Regions from separate parts of the Homo sapiens genome. Here region 2 is linked to region 1. Evidence: read pairs that join two places in POLR2A ChIA-PET (ENCODE). Cell type or tissue: CD4-positive, alpha-beta T cell. All regions are shown on one strand. Links, peaks and the distances in the headings refer to the core of each region. The heading gives the core; the rest is flanking DNA.

Evidence for each region. Peaks named below come from ENCODE experiments on the same cell type or tissue, not always from the same donor. Only the 100,000 strongest peaks of a DNase experiment are listed, where the experiment ranks them.
Region 2: POLR2A ChIA-PET joins it to region 1 with 11 read pairs; 3 of 35 experiments call an interaction of 5 or more read pairs at or near these places.

Annotation. Positions count from the first base shown.
Region 1 is chrX:154,424,271-154,431,385 of GRCh38, reverse strand. It overlaps ATP6AP1 (ATPase H+ transporting accessory protein 1), which reads right to left and starts at 2,709. Exons shown (of 10, transcript NM_001183.6): 1 at 2,533-2,709; 2 at 2,212-2,338. The coding sequence starts at 2,693. ATP6AP1-DT (ATP6AP1 divergent transcript) reads left to right here and starts at 2,907. Exons shown (of 2, transcript NR_103768.1): 1 at 2,907-3,258; 2 at 6,761-7,006. RefSeq lists a silencer at 2,807-2,916 and an enhancer at 2,492-2,993. In CD4-positive, alpha-beta T cell, for the core only: no CTCF peak of the experiment used is centred there; DNase peaks (open chromatin) are centred at 305, 2,385 and 2,775; H3K4me3 peaks cover 1,939 bases; H3K27ac peaks cover 593 bases.
Region 2 is chrX:154,079,190-154,087,217 of GRCh38, reverse strand. The region is part of intron 1 of MECP2 (methyl-CpG binding protein 2); the gene reads left to right. Among named protein-coding and RNA genes, the nearest start is that of MECP2, 15 kb to the left of the region's middle. In CD4-positive, alpha-beta T cell, for the core only: no CTCF peak of the experiment used is centred there; no DNase peak of the experiment used is centred there; H3K27ac peaks cover 408 bases.

The DNA.
Region 1 (7,115 bases), core at 1-5,000:
GGAAGGGGAGAGGTGAGGATCTCAGAACATGCTGGAGGAAGCATCGAGCATTGAAGTCTTTTGAGCTCTTAGGACCACAGTGGCCCCGACCCCATCCCTTTTTCTCCACAACCTACAGATGTCCTTTGTCCTTTTGCTCCTACCCTCCACTCCCATCCCCAGCTTCCTCTGGCCCTTCCCAGTTAGGCCCTGAGGAGATTTTAATCAGCTTCCCTAACCTGTTTGGTATACACACTCGCCCAGCCTCCCCTCCCTTGTGGGCAGGACCTTGCTGCTGTTTGGCCACCGGGGTTCTCAGTCGGAAAGCCCAGGAACTGCTGGTGGGTCCTGTGGGCTTTCTTTAATTGAGAAATCACACCACTCCCTGCTCCACGTTACCCAAGGCTTTCTCACACATTTCGAACTGCAACTGACCTTCCCCCTCATGGCCTACAAGGTCCTACTTCATCGCCTAGCCACCTGCAAACCATCTCCTACATCTCCTACCCCTTTCTCTCACTCACTGTGCTCCAGCCACACCAGCTCTTCCTTGAGCTGGCCAAGAGCACACCTCGCCCAGGACCCTCGCATTTGCTGTTCCAGGAATGTCCTTCCCCAAACGGCTCCCTCCCTCCATTAAGATCGCTGCTCATATATCACCTCCTCAATGAGGCCTGGCCTGACCACCCTTATCTAAAATAGCATCCCAGTCACTCTGTCCCCTTAGCCTGCTTCCTTCCCTAAAGGCCGTAACACTGACATCATATCCTATACCGACTTAGTATTTACTGGCCACCCTCACAAGAATGTCAGCTTCCTGAGGGTGGGGGCTTGGGTTCTTCTGCTCACTGCCATATCCCCAACACTTCACAATACCTGGCACATAGTAGGCTTTCCATATTGGGCAAATGAATGAATGGGTGAATGCCCTAAGACTGGGGGATCCTGGCTAGATGTTTTATGTGGATTATAAGAATTCCCCCTCACAGGCCGGGCGCGGTGGCTCACGCCTGTAATCCCAGCAGTTTGGGAGGCTGAGGTGGGTGGATCACGAGGTCAGGAGTTCAAGACCAGCCTGGCCAACATGGTGAAACCCCATCTCTACTAAAAATACAAAAAAATACAAAAATTAGCTGGGTGTAGTGGCGGGCGCCCTGTAATCCTAGCTACTCGGGAGGCTGAGGCAGAGAACTGCTTGAACCCGGGAGGCGGAGGGTGCAGTGAGCTGAGCTGACATTGCACCACTGCATTCCAGCCTGGGCAACAGAGCGAGACTCCGTCTCAAAAAAAAAAAAAAAAAAGATTTCCCACTCACAGCCCTCTGATATAGGTGGTGTCTTCATTTTACAGATGTAGAAACTGTCATTCACAAAGATTATTTCATGCCTCCAATGGCTGGTTACATGGTAGAACTAGGACTCAGTTCCTATTTGACTATATTATTTACCACCTCCTGAAAAGACTTCAGGCCACCACCATCTGCCCACACAGCAACCAAGGGAGACTACAAGGGCAATGAGCCATACAGGCCACCAACAAGGGAGGGCCTAGCAGAGACTTGCTATCTTAGAGTCATCTCATGGTCTCCACGCCTGCTTTTGGGGCAAAGATCCTGGATGGGAAGGAAAACAGCATGCGGGTTATGAGCTCCAATTGGGAGGGAGGATTGGCAGACTCAGGCTGGAACCAAAGTGGTATCTATCAACTGTAGTGAAACATTGTATCTCGACAAACCTTACTTTCCTTGGCAGTGAAACCAAGATAATGACATCAGTGTAGCAAGTGCCTACAAAGCACTAAACAGGTGAGCATTTTCCAATTATCATTATTATGATCATCACAGCTAGAATTACAACTCTGCCACCCATTAGCTGTATGAGCTTGGACAAGTCACTTAACCTCCAGCCTCAGTCTTCTCATCTATAAACAAACAGGGACGATAATCCCCACCCACCATATTGGACTAAGTCAGATATCCAAAGTGCTTGGTACTCAGTAGGTACCTGGCCTCTGGTCCGTCGCTTCCTCCAATCAAGTTGGTGCCATTTCCGAGGCTGTCGCCATGCCCACTGAAGCGTTTACTACAGGCCTTCCCATGAGACGACCCACACCTCCCTACAGTTGGGACAAGGTCACTGAAGCTTCCCTTGGGGAATGGGCGTCAGTGTCATGGGGGGAGGGGGCCTGGCTGCCTCCCGATGACCGGGGGAGAGTGGGCTGGGGCGGGCGCACCTTGTCCTGCAGGAACAGCAGCACATTCCTGGGACCCAGCTCCAGGGCGGGATCTAAGTAGGTAGAGAGCTGCAAGTCGCTGGTGATGTGGCCTTCATGAGTGTCGGCCGCAGGAGCCCACAAGTCCCTGGCAGGGCACAGAAGAGGTGCTGTCAGACGGGGGCGCATGTGGACTGGAGCTCTGTCGCCGGCAGATTCGCTGCGAGCCCCCGAGCAAGGAACAGTCCACCTCCGGGCCTCACCACCCCTCGCCTAGGACAGCGCCGGAGTCGGGCGAGGGCGCCTCAGCCGCCACAGCGCATCCCACCCCGGCCCGCTCACCGGTCACTCGACCACAGCACCAGCGGGACCTGCTGCTCCGCCGCTGCCGCCGCCGCCGCCGCCGCCAACGACAAAAACACCGGCAGCCACGGCATGCGCCAGAGCGCCTGGGCGCACCGCGGCCCCATCCGCACTCGAGCCGTCGCCATGGCCGCCATCATAGCCTCAGCCTCCACTGCCTCAGCGGCCTCGACAGCCGCAGATCAGGTGACCGTTGCCCCCGCCCGAGCCCCGCCTCGCACCTCCATTGGCCCCAGCGCGGGCCGACCGGCAGGGCCGCAGGTAATTGGACCAAGTGCATGCCACTCGCGGCCACTCCTTCTCACTGGTTGGCTGTACGTGTCTCCAGGCGCTCACGCTCCGAGTGGGAAAGGGGATGGGGCCCAGCTAGACCGACTAGGACGAGACAAGAGGGACAGGGAGGCTTCGCGGAACCCTACGCCCACCCGACGCGTTCGCCCGTCCGTTTTTATTTTTATTTTTATTTTGGTTTTTTTGTTGTTGTTCTCTTCTTTTGTCTTTTTTTTTTCTTTAGAGACGGGGTCTAGCTATGTTGGCCAGGCTGGTCTCGAGTCCCCGGGCTCAAGCGATCCTCCCGCCTCAGCCTCCGGAAAAGTGGGACTACAGGCGCGCATCGCCGCACCCGGCCAATCCCTGTTTTAATCCTTTTCCTTAAAATTGCAAAAGTGGTGTCTTTTTCCTGCAGATGGACCCTCCCTGATACAGGTGAGAGGAGACTGTAATCCCTTAGAACGAGGAGTGAAGCGGGCTCAGGATAGCATCTAGGGGAACACCCAGCACTTACATTGGGCAGGAGGAGAAGGGTCCAGAAAAGAGATCGGACAAGGAGCAATCAAAGAGGAAGGAGAAAACCCAGAGCGAAGCGTGGCATCAAAGACACCCTAACGGGCCGGGCGCTGTGGCTCACGCCTGTAATCCCAGCACTTTGGGAGCCCGAGGCGGGCGAATCATGAGGTCAAGAGATCGAGACCATCCTGCACAACATGGTGAAACCCCATCTCTACTGAAAATACAAAAATTAGCTGGGCATGGTGGTGCACACCTGTAGTCCCAGTTACACGGGAGGCTGAGGCAGGAGAATCACTTGAACCCGCGAGGCGGAGGTTGCAGTGGGCCGAGATCGCGCCACTGCACTCCATCCTGGGCGACAGAGTGAGAGTCCATCTCAAAAAAAAAAAAAAAAAAAGATTGTAGTCATGATTGTCACATGTGATTCAGACTAGGACTAGGATAGTGGCAGTTGAGCTGGAGAGAGGAAGTGGGTCTGACAATACAGTCAAAGAAGATTGTAGCTTTTGGGTCTCTCTGAGTTGGGGACTGGGAGACGAGGTCACTTGGGGGCTCACTGAGTTTCGGGTGCTTAGGGAAACCCCCAAGTGGCCATTTCCAGGCCTTAACTAGCTGAGGAGAGAGGTTTTCACTGGAGCTTCACTGTATCCCAGGAGAATCCAGCAAACTTAAAAAGGAAAGCATGTCTATTATGTTTCTGTTACTTTTGTTACATAGTTTCAAGGCAAATACTTCCTCTGGAATGCGGAAGGCAATCTTGCCTCCGCCAGGACTCTGTTGCTGAGCTGCTTCCATGCTTAGGGAAGAAACCCACCTGTGGCTGCTTTTATTCTTCCCTGCATTGCTAGGGGTCCCTGGAGTGATGGCCCTGGAGGCTTCCTGAAGCACCTGCTATGGGCCAGGCACCTGGACTCTGCCCCGGAAGTTGACAGTTTGGTCTAGAGGACATGCAGGACAGCAGGTCATGATACAGGGTCATGAATATTCCAAAGGTTGAGACATGGGACTGGGAGGGATGTAAGGAGAGGGGCACCGATGAAGCTGCTCCCACCAGGAGGTGATATCTAAACTGAACCAATCACCAAATGTTGACAGCACCAATGAGCACCTTCTGTCTGGGGACTTCATCTTTAGGGTAAAAGCATTTTGTTCATTGAAATCCTGGCTGGGCGTGGTGGCTCACGCCTGTAATCCCAACACTGGGAGGCTGAGGCGGGCAGATAACCTGAGGTCAAGAGTTTGAGACCAGCCTAGCAAACATGGCAAAACCCCGTCTCTACTAAAAATACAAAAATTAGCTGGGCGTGGTGGCGGGCACCTGTAGTCCCAGCTACTCAGGAGGCTGAGACAGGACAATTGCTTGAACCTGGGAGGCGGAGGTTGCAGTGAGCCGAGATCGTGCCATTGCACTCCAGCCTGAGCAACAAGAGCGAAACTCCATCTCAAAAAAAAGAAAAAAAAAAAGGGCCGGGCACTTTGGCTCATGCCTGTAATCCCAGCACTTTGGGAGGCCGAGGCGGGCGGATCACGAGGTCAGGAGATCAAGACCATCCTGGCTAACACGGTGAAACCCCATCTCTACTAAAAATATGAAAAATTAGCCAGGCGTGGTGGCGGGCGCCTGTAGTCCCAGCTACTCGGGAGGCTGAGGCAGGAGAATGGCGTGAACCCGGGAGATGGGGCTTGCAGTGAGCCGAGATCGTGCCACTGCACTCCAGCCTGGGCGACAGAGCAAGACTCTGTCTCAAAAAAAAAAAAAAAAAGCACTTCTATGGTGAAACGTAACCCAAAAAAGAAAAGAAGTAGGCCAGGCGCATTGGCTCACGCCTGTAATCCCAGCACTTTGGGAGGCCAAGGCGGGCGGATCACCTGAGGGCAGGAGTTCGAGACCAGCCTGGCCAACATGGTGAAACCCCGTCTCTATTAAAAATACAAGATAATTAGCCGGGCATGGTGGCATGCGCCTGTAATCCCAGCTACTCGGGAGGCTGAGGCAGGAGAATCGCTTGAACCCAGGAGGCAGAGGTTGCAGTGACCAGAGATCATGCCATTGTACTCCATCCAGCCTGGGTGACAGAGCGAAACTCTGTCTCAAAAAAAAAAAAAAAAAAAAAAACCCACAAAATAAAGATGTACAGTGTAATGCTTATCAAAGCAGACAGTTCCATGGCATCACCCAGGTCAAGAATTTGAATATCATTGCCCTGAAAGCCCCTCTCATACCCTTACTATCACTTCCCAATGTGACCATGAACTTGATTCTTTTGCTAATCACTTTGGTCTTTATAGTTTGACCAGTTAAGCATGCATTCCTAAAAATGATGGGATGTGTTGTTTTGGCTGTTTTGAGGCTTTAAATAAAGGAAATTATTCAGTATAATATTTTTCCCTCCTCCACTCTTTTTTTTTTTTTTTTTTTTGGAGACAGAGTTTGGCTCTTGTTGCCCAGGCTGGAGTGCAATAGCGCCATCTCGGGTCACTGCAACCTTCGGATTCAAGCAATTCTCCTGCCTCAGCCTCCCGAGTAGCTGGGATTACAGGCATGTGCCACCACGCCCGGCTAATTTTTTGTATTTAGTAGAGACGGGATTTCACCATGTTGGTCAGGCTGGTCTTGAACTCCTAACCTCAGGTGACCCACCCACCTTGGCCTCCCAAAGTGCTGAGATTACAGGTGTGAGTCACCGCACTCAGCCTTCTCCTCCACTCTGAAGGGAAGTATTATTTTGTGTCTAGATTCTTTGCTCAACATTGGCAGATTAATTCAAGTGGCTGCATGTAACAATGTTGCTGCATAGTATTCCCCTGGATGAATACGTCACCATTGATTGTGTCCTTCAACTGTTGACATTTGGTTGGTTTCCCATTTGGGCTGTTATGGCTAATGCTGCTGTGAACAATTATGTATACGTCTTTCTTTTTCTTCTTTTTTTTTTTTTTTTTGAGACGGAGTCTCGCTCTGTCACCTAGGCTGGAGTGCAGTGGCGTGATCTCAGCTCACTGCAAGCTCCGCCTTCCGGGTTCACGCCAGTCTCCTGCCTCAGCCCCCTGAGTAGCTGGGACTACAGGTGCCCACCCCCATGCCCAGCTAATTTTTTGTATTTTTAGTAGAGACGGGGTTTCACTGTGTTAGCCAGGATGGTCTCTATCTCCTGACCTCAAGATCTGCCCGCCTCGGCCTGAGTGCTTGGATTATGGGCGTGAGCCACTGCGCCCAGCCGATGTATGTGTCTTTTGTTAAACATAGATGTTCATTTCAATAGGTATATAACTAGGTGGGGAATTGCTAGGTCATAGAGTATATGCACTGGGTTGAGTAGTGTCCCCATAAAAGTCATTGCAGACAGAATCAAGTTAAGGTGAGGTTATACTGCATAAGGGTGACCCCTAGTTCAATCAATGCATGGTGTTTTTAAAGGAGGAGAAAAAGAGACAGACACAGGGAGGAGAGCACTGCACGCAGCTGAAGGCAGAGATTGGAATGACACCTCTGCAAGCCAAGGAACACGGAGCATTGCTGGGAACCACCGGAAGAAGCCAGAAGACAGGCCTGGAGCTGGCTTTCCCTCACAGCCCCAGAAGGAACCCACCCTGGTGCCACCTTGATTTCGGACTTCTGGCCTTCAGAACTGGGAGAGAATAAATTTCTGTTGCTTTAAACTTCCCAGTCTCTGGCACTTTGTTACTGCAGCCACAGGAAACCCATACCATGCACACTCTGCCTTTTGTGTTTCCTCTTCTGTGAAATGCCTTTTTTTTTTTTTTTTTTGAGA
Region 2 (8,028 bases), core at 1,116-6,115, 350 kb after region 1:
GGATCACCTGAGGTCAGGAGTTCGAGACCAGCCTAGCCAACATGACGAAACATCATTTCTACTAAAAATACAAAAATTAGCTGGGCTTGGTGGTATGCACCTGTAATCCAGCTACTCGGGAGGCTGAGGCAGAAGAATCGTTTGAACCCAGGAGGCAGAGGTTGCAGTGAGCCAAGATCGTGCCATTGCACTCCAGCCTGGGCGACAGAGTGAGACTCCATCTCAGAAAAATAATAATAGAAAAAAGTTATATGGGGCTGGGCATGGTGGCTCATGCCTGTAATCCCAGCAGTTTGGGAGGCTGAGGCAGCTTGATCACTTGAGGTCAGGAATTCGAGACTAGCCTGGCCAACATGGTGAAACTCCGTCTCCACTAAAAATACAAAAATTAGCCAAGCGTGGTGGTGCGTGCCTGTAGTCCCAGCTACTTGGGAAGCTGAGGCAGGAGAATCGCCTGAACCTGGGAGGCAGAGGTTGCAGTGAGCCAAGATCATGCCGTTGCACTCCAGCCTGGACGACAAGAGCGGAACTCCGTCTCAAAAAAAAAAAAAAAAGAGTTATATTGTAAAGTATCTCTGCTACCCTGCCCCAAACATTCATTTCTTTCCCTGGAGGCAGCCACTATTACCTGTTTCTTTAAAAAAAAAAAAAAATTGTGGCCGGGCACGGTGGCTCACGCCTGTAATCCTAGCACTTTGGGAGGTGGAGGTGGGTGGATCATGAGGTCAAGAGATCGAGACCATCTTGGCCAACATGGTAAAACCCCATCTCTACTAAAAATACAAAAAATTAGCCGGGCATGGTGGCGGGCACCTGTAGTCCCAGCTACTCGGGAGGCTGAGGCAGGAGAATCGCTTGAACCTGGGAGGCAGAGGTTGCAGTGAACTGAGATCACGCCGCTGCACTCCAGCCTGGCAACAGAATGAGACTCCATCTCAAAAAAAAAAGCGTGTGTGTACCCGTGTGTTAAATTTTTATTATAAAATATATATAACAGGCTGGGCGTGGTGGCTCACGCCTGTAATCCCAGCACTTTGGGAGGCCGAGGCAGGCTGATCACGAGGTCAGGAGATCGAGACCATCCTGGCGAGCACGGTGAAACCTCGTCTTTACTAAAAATACAAAAAATTAGCCGGGCATGGTGGCGGGCGCCTGTAGTCCCAGCTACTCTGAGAGCCTGAGGCAGGAGAATGGCGTGAACCCAGGAGGCGGAGCTTGCAGTGAGCCGAGATCGCGTCACTGCACTCCAGCCTGGGCGACAGACCGAGACTCCGTCTCAAAAAATATATATCGATATATATAACAATTTACAGTTTTAATCATCTTAACTGTACAGTTCAGTGGCACTGAGTACATTCACATTGTTGTACAGCCATTACTACCATCCATCTCTACAACCTTTCGTCTTGCAAAACTGAAATTTCATACCTATTAAACACTAACTCCCACTTCTCCCCTTTCCCCCACCCCACCCTCTGGCAACTACTATTCTACTCTTTGTCTCTATTGGACATATTTTTGTGTGTTTAGGTTTGTGTATATATTTTACATGTGTGTATAAATACACAAGGGTATGTGGGCGTTGTGTTTTTACACATACTATAAAATATTGTGCACATTTGTTTATTTTAATGTATCCTGTAGATTATTTAGAATCGGTTCATACAGAGCCGTATCATTCCTTTTAAGGGTTGGGTTTAAATAGTCTGTTATGGATGTACCACAATTTATTTAACCAGTTTTTAAATTTTTTACTTATTTTTTTTAATGTTTTTTTAGAGACAGGATCCCACTCCATCACCCAGACTGGAGTGCAACAGCATGATCATAGCTTACTGCAGCCTTGAACTCCGGGGCTGATGTGATCCTCCCACCTCAGGCTCTCTTGTAGCTGGGACTACAGGGATGTGCCGCCATGCCTGGCTAAATTTTTTATTTTTATTTTTATTTTTATTTTTGGTAGACACGGGGTTTCACTGTGTTGCCCAGGCTGGTCTTGAACTCCTTGGGCTTGAGTAATCCTCCTGCCTTGGCCTCCCAAAGTGCCGAGATTACAACCATGAGCCATGGAGCCCGACAAGAGTAGCCTTTTATTTGCAGACCATTAGAGAAAAAGTTGCGTGTAAGTAGATAAGCATACGAATTTATCACTGCAATACTGTTTGTAGAGATCACAGAGCTGTTAGGCTAGGAAGAAGTTTTTAGCAGTTAGCACTAGAAAGCAAAACTTTGGAAACTTCCATTTCATCAAAAGTGACCTCATCTGAGTAGGGCATGTGAGGGAAGGACCTTTTTACTCGACAAGGGGAACTTGCCCAGTTCTTGTTTGTGAACCTTGAAGAAAGTGGAGCATTTTTATTTTGGGACCATTCTAGGTTGTGGTAGTTCCTTGGTACTCGGGGTTGGAGAATCTCCCTCTGCTGCTGGACCTTCTGCCTCCTCATGCTGTAATATGCATAAGAGGTGTCCTAGAAGTATTCAGGAACAGGCTGTGGTTGCTTTGTTGTTCTGTGACTGTTGAACTCTTTATATAGCAGTACTTTTTTAAGCTGTACTAATTGAGCATTTATTATGTGTCAGTTACTGTGCTAGCTGCTGGAAACTATCCTACCCTCAGCAGTCTTCTGGTCTAATGGGAGGTACAGACAGGCAAATGGGCTATGACTTTACAAGAGGCTAACTTCTGTGATGGAGAGAAGTTCCAGCCACTAAGGGAGCACATAAAAATCAGAGGAGATCCTACCAAGAATTGGGAGGTAGGTCAGGGAGGAGACTTCTTTGAAAAATGGCATCTAAGACCTGAACAGCAAGGAAACATTAGCTAGGTCAAGGACAAAGCATCAGTGGGGAGAGATGCATGAGTCTTTTGGAAGGACCAGCATGTGTAGAGGCTCTGACAGGAGAGAATCTCTCAGGCCCATTCAGAGAGTCCACTGTGTGAAGACGAGGCATGAACAACCAGCCAGGACATGTGGAGAGGAGCATTTTTCTTTTTTTCTTTTTTCTTTCTTTTTTTTTTTTTTTTTTTTTGAGACGTCTTTCTCTGTCACCCAGGCTGGAGTGCAATGGCATGATCTCGGCTCACTGCAACCCCCACTTCCAGGGTTCAAGCAATTCTTCTGCCTTAGCCTCCCAAGCAGCTAGGATTACAGGCACCCGCCACCATGCCCGGTTAATTTTTGTATTTTTAGTAGAGACGGAGTTTCACCATGTTGGCCTCAAACTCCTGACCTTAGGTGATCTACCCGTCTCGGCCTCCCAGAGTGCTGGGATTACAGGTGAGAGCCCCCACGCCCGGCCAGGCTCGGCTTTCTTTCCAGGCCCCGTCACACTCTTAGATGTTCCCTGGGCCCCAGAAGGCAGCGTGAGGTGCTCTGCCCATCTATGCTGTCCTTTTCCACCCCACCCTATCCACTGGGCCCCTGGGGCTCCCACTCCACTCCAGGTCTCTTCATGGACCCTTCTTTCCCTTCACTTCTGTCCCAGGAGACCTGGGAGACTCATGGGAACAGGCATCATCTTCTCCAGCACAGTTCATTGTCTAATGCACGAAAGTGCTGGGCTGTGAGAAGGTCAGGAGCTTACATGGAATGGGAGTCAGCTGTGGTACAAAGTACGCTGCTTAGTTCTACTGATTTTTTATTTTTTATTTTTACATAAGACTTTGATGGTAAAGGAAGCAGTGTGTGAGCAAGCTGACTCCTGTCTTGTCAAGTACCAGGTCCACTCTGATGAGCCCCTGTGGACAGCACTGCTGTAACTCCCCAAGCCTGGGCTCAGGAGGTGGGCCCTAAGCGCTGTTCCCAGCTCTTCCTCCATGCTGTCAGCTCTTCCACCATTCTTCCTGGCGTCATTCTAAGGTCCTGTCTTCCCCCGCCCTCTTCCTTCCTGGCTTCTACGCTCAGCTCAAGTAGTAGCTGTTTGGGTACTTTTCACCCAGACTTAGGAAATGTTATCAGTTGGTCGTATTCCTGTCAGCCCTCTTACTATGGAACTCAAATAGGACAGATTCAGCTGAATTCCCAGCCCTGTGGTTGCACTCTTTGTCTGCCCTGCTTCCCCAAGGTAGCCTGCTCCCTAAAGGTCACCGAGATACTCCCCATGCAAGGTTTTTGTTGTATTACACATGACAACATGGAATAAAGTGTTTTGCAAATTTACTGGATGATATCCTACTATGTGGAACATCCTACAACTTACTCTTTTCACTCAACATTTGACTTTTGAACCTGGTCTGTACTGCTCCGTGCAGACCAATGTTCATTCATTTGATATGTCTCCTTGTGCCATAGAAATAGTTTTACAATAGAAGCCTGTCCAGAGCCATGAGGGAGAAGGGGATTGTAGAGAAACAAGGATTGGCATCTGGTTTATGTTTACATCCTTTAGTCCTGTTAACCGAGAAGAAGATATTTTTATTTCCATGTTTGCGAAAGCTTTCCACAAAAAAAGCATCCATTTTCTAGACTTATTAATAGGGCAGTCCAAAGGTTTTATTTTTAGATTTGAAAGAAAGCAAAGTAGGCTTCTGAGATATGCACATTTCCCTGTGTCCCTGTCTCTTTTGCAACATTCCACATTGCTGCTAAAACTTGAACATGAGCACTTTCAAGCATGTGCTTACTTTCTATGTATGACTCATTTTTTAAAACATTAAAGCATTTTCGGCCGGGTGTGGTGGCTCACGCCTATATTCCTAGCACTTTAGAAGGCCGAGGCGGGTAGATCACTTGAGGTCAGGAGTTCAAGACCAGCCTAGCCAATATAGTGAAACCCCATCTCCACTAAAAATACAAAAATTAGCCGGGCATGGTGGCGGGCGCCTGTAATCCCAGCTACTCGGGAGGCTGAGGCAGGAGAATTGCTTGAACCCAGGAGGTGGAGGTTGCAGTGAGCAGAGATCGAGCCACTGCACTCTAGCCTAGGTGACAGAGCGAGACTCTGTCTCAAAAAAATAAAAATAAAGCATTAAAGCACTTTGTCTGGTGGTATGTAAGTTTTGGCATTACTTAGATAAGTTGTATTTTAAGTCTTTCTACACACAATAACTTATTTTTAAAATACAAGTTTCTGTGTACTTCCGGGTTTTGTGTTTTTGTAAACAGCAGAAGGTATTAGTCCATATTAAGTACTAATTTGTTCTAATATTTTCAGCTGTTTTTGGAATTACACTTGGCAAAAAAATAGACAAATGTCTGCAGTTGTGACAGTTTGTTTTTTTGTTCTTTTTAACTCCAGAATAAATAATTCTAGTGAGTTTTTTTCTTGGCTTGTAAGAACATGGGAATGATTAGAGTCATCATAACACTTAAGTAGTTATAGAAGGTTGAACATCTGTAGTCAGTTGTATAAAATTTCCTAGTCATCCTTCCAGGTTGTTTAAGACAAACAAATACATAGTATTTATTAAGCTCTTATAAATTTTAATTGTAAAACATCATTGTACAAAACTTTGAAAATGCGTATAGGTACAAAGATAAAAAATTAGGCCAGGCATGCCATGGCTCACGCCTGTAATCCCAGCACTTTGGGAGGCCAAGGTGGGAGGATCTTTTGAGCCCAGGAGTTCAAGACCAGCCTGAGCAACATATTGAGACCCTATCTCTACAAAAATATCATAAAACAAAATAGAATCACTCTGGCGATTCCACTATCCAAAAAAAAAAAAAACTGCTGTTAATATTTGGTATGTATCTTTCTAGACCAAGGCCTCCAACTTTGGTTGAGAATTCAGCCGGGTCTGTGACCTTGGATGGGAAAAACATTCACTCTTTATTTTCACTAATGTCTCTGAAAACCCAGATTTTTAGCTGGGCATGGTGGCTCGTGCCTGTAATCCCAGTGCTTTGGAAGCCCGTGGAGGGCAGATCACTTGAGCCCAGGAGTTTGAGACCAGCCTGGGCAACATAGCAAGACCCTGTCTTTTAAAAAAAAAAAAAATCCAGCCGGGTGTGGTGGCTCATGCCTGTAATCCCAGCACTTTGAGAGGCTGAGGCAGGCAGATCACCTGAGGTCAGGAGTTTGAGACCAGCCTGACCAACATGGTGAAATCCTGTCTCTACTAAAAATACAAAAATCAGCCGGGCATGGTGGTGGGCGCCTGTAATCCCAGCTACTCCGGAGGCTGAGGCAGGAGAATCACTTGAACCCGGAAGGTAGAGGTTGCAGTGAGCCAAGATCACACCATTGCACTCCAGCCTGGGCGACAGAGCGAGACTCTGTCTCAAAAAAAAAAAAAAAAATCCACATTTTCTTCAATGACAATTGTAAGCAACAGATCATGGTAGTATTAGAATAGCAGTGACTGTCACCAGTAGAGATCAAAGATACTTTCATATCATATTATAGTTGTTACAGATATTTTGAAATATATATGTCCATCACTGCTTCAAACTTAAGGTAATTATTAGACCCATCTCTAGATCTGGTTATTTAATGATTTACTGAAGAAGCACATATTATTTGAGAACGAACTCTTGAAATATGTTGTTAATTTCTGTGCATTTTACACATTTCAAAACATTCTTCTGAGGAGGGGTCCAGAAGGCCAAAAGGGTCCATGGCAGAAAAAGGTTAAGAACACCTGTTCTGTACTTTGTACCATGTGGCTACAAATATAAAAACAGACGTTAAGCCGGGTATGGTGATGCACACCTGTAGTTCCACCTACTTGGGAGGCTGAGGTGGGAAAATCACTTGAGCCCAGGAGTTTGAGGCCAGCCTGGGCAACAGAGCAAGACCCCATCTCTTAAAAACCAGTCAGCACTTGACTAGTCAGTTAGTGGGGGAAAACACAGGTACAGTAAAAGGAGTCAAAATTACACTTAAACTTAGGTCATCTTATTATATCAAACATTTATTAACATGTTTAGTGTTTTGTGTATATTATGCAAAGTGTAATGCAACTAAAACTGTTTAACACTTCTCGATATCACATAAATTTGTTGGTGCATAATAGCCTAAAAGTTACTTTTGCTGTTGGCATTTTATTTTATTACTTACTTATTTATTTATTTATTTATTTATTTTGAGACAGAGTCACACTGTCGCCAGGCTGGAGTGCAGTGGTGCGATCTCAGCTCACTGCAACCTCTGCCTCCCTGGTTCAAGCGATTCTCCCGCCTCAGCCTCCTGACTAGCTGGGACTACAGGTGCGCGCCACCATGCCCAGCTAATTTTTGTATTTTTAGTAGAGATAGGGTTTCGCCATGTTGGCCAGGATGGTCTTCATCTCTTGACCTTGTGATCTGCCCACCTCGGCCTCCCAAAGTGCTAGGATTACAGGCATGAGCCACCACGCTGGGCCTGCTGTTGGCATTTTAAACATCCTTCTAGAGTCTTTCTTATTTGCCTGTAAGCACGTACACATGTTGTTGTTGTTTTGAGACAAGGTCTGTCGCCCAAGCTGGAGCACAGTGGTGCAATCACAGCTCACTACAGCTTCGACCTCTTGGGTGCAAGTGATCCTCCCAATCAGCCTCCCAAGTAGGTGGGACTACAGGTGTCCGCTACCATGCCCAGCTAATTTTTGTATTTTTTTTGTAGAGACGGAGTTTCACCATGTTGCCCAGACTGGTCTCAAACTCCTTTGCTCAAACGATCCTTCCGCCTCGGCCTCCCAAAGTGCCGGGATTACAAGTGTGCACCTCTGTGCCTGGCCCACATGTTGTTTTAGATGAATGAGATCATATATGTACTTTTGTAACTTGCTACCTTTCCTCAACAAAATGTTGTAAATATCCATGTCCATAAAAATAGACGTATATCTTCACTTTTCCCTAAAATGAAAATAACTTAACTTGCATTTTCTTTTTTGTTTTTGTTTTTGTTTTGAGACAGGCTCTTGCTCTGTTGCTCAGGCTGGAGTGCAGTGATGTCACAGCTCACTACAGCCTCCACCTCCAGTTTCAAGTATTCCACCTACCTCAGCCTCCAAGATAGCTAAGACTACAGGCACATGTCACGACGCCTGGCTAATTTTTAAAATATTTTTTGCAGAAATGGGATTTCACTATGTTGCCCAGGCTG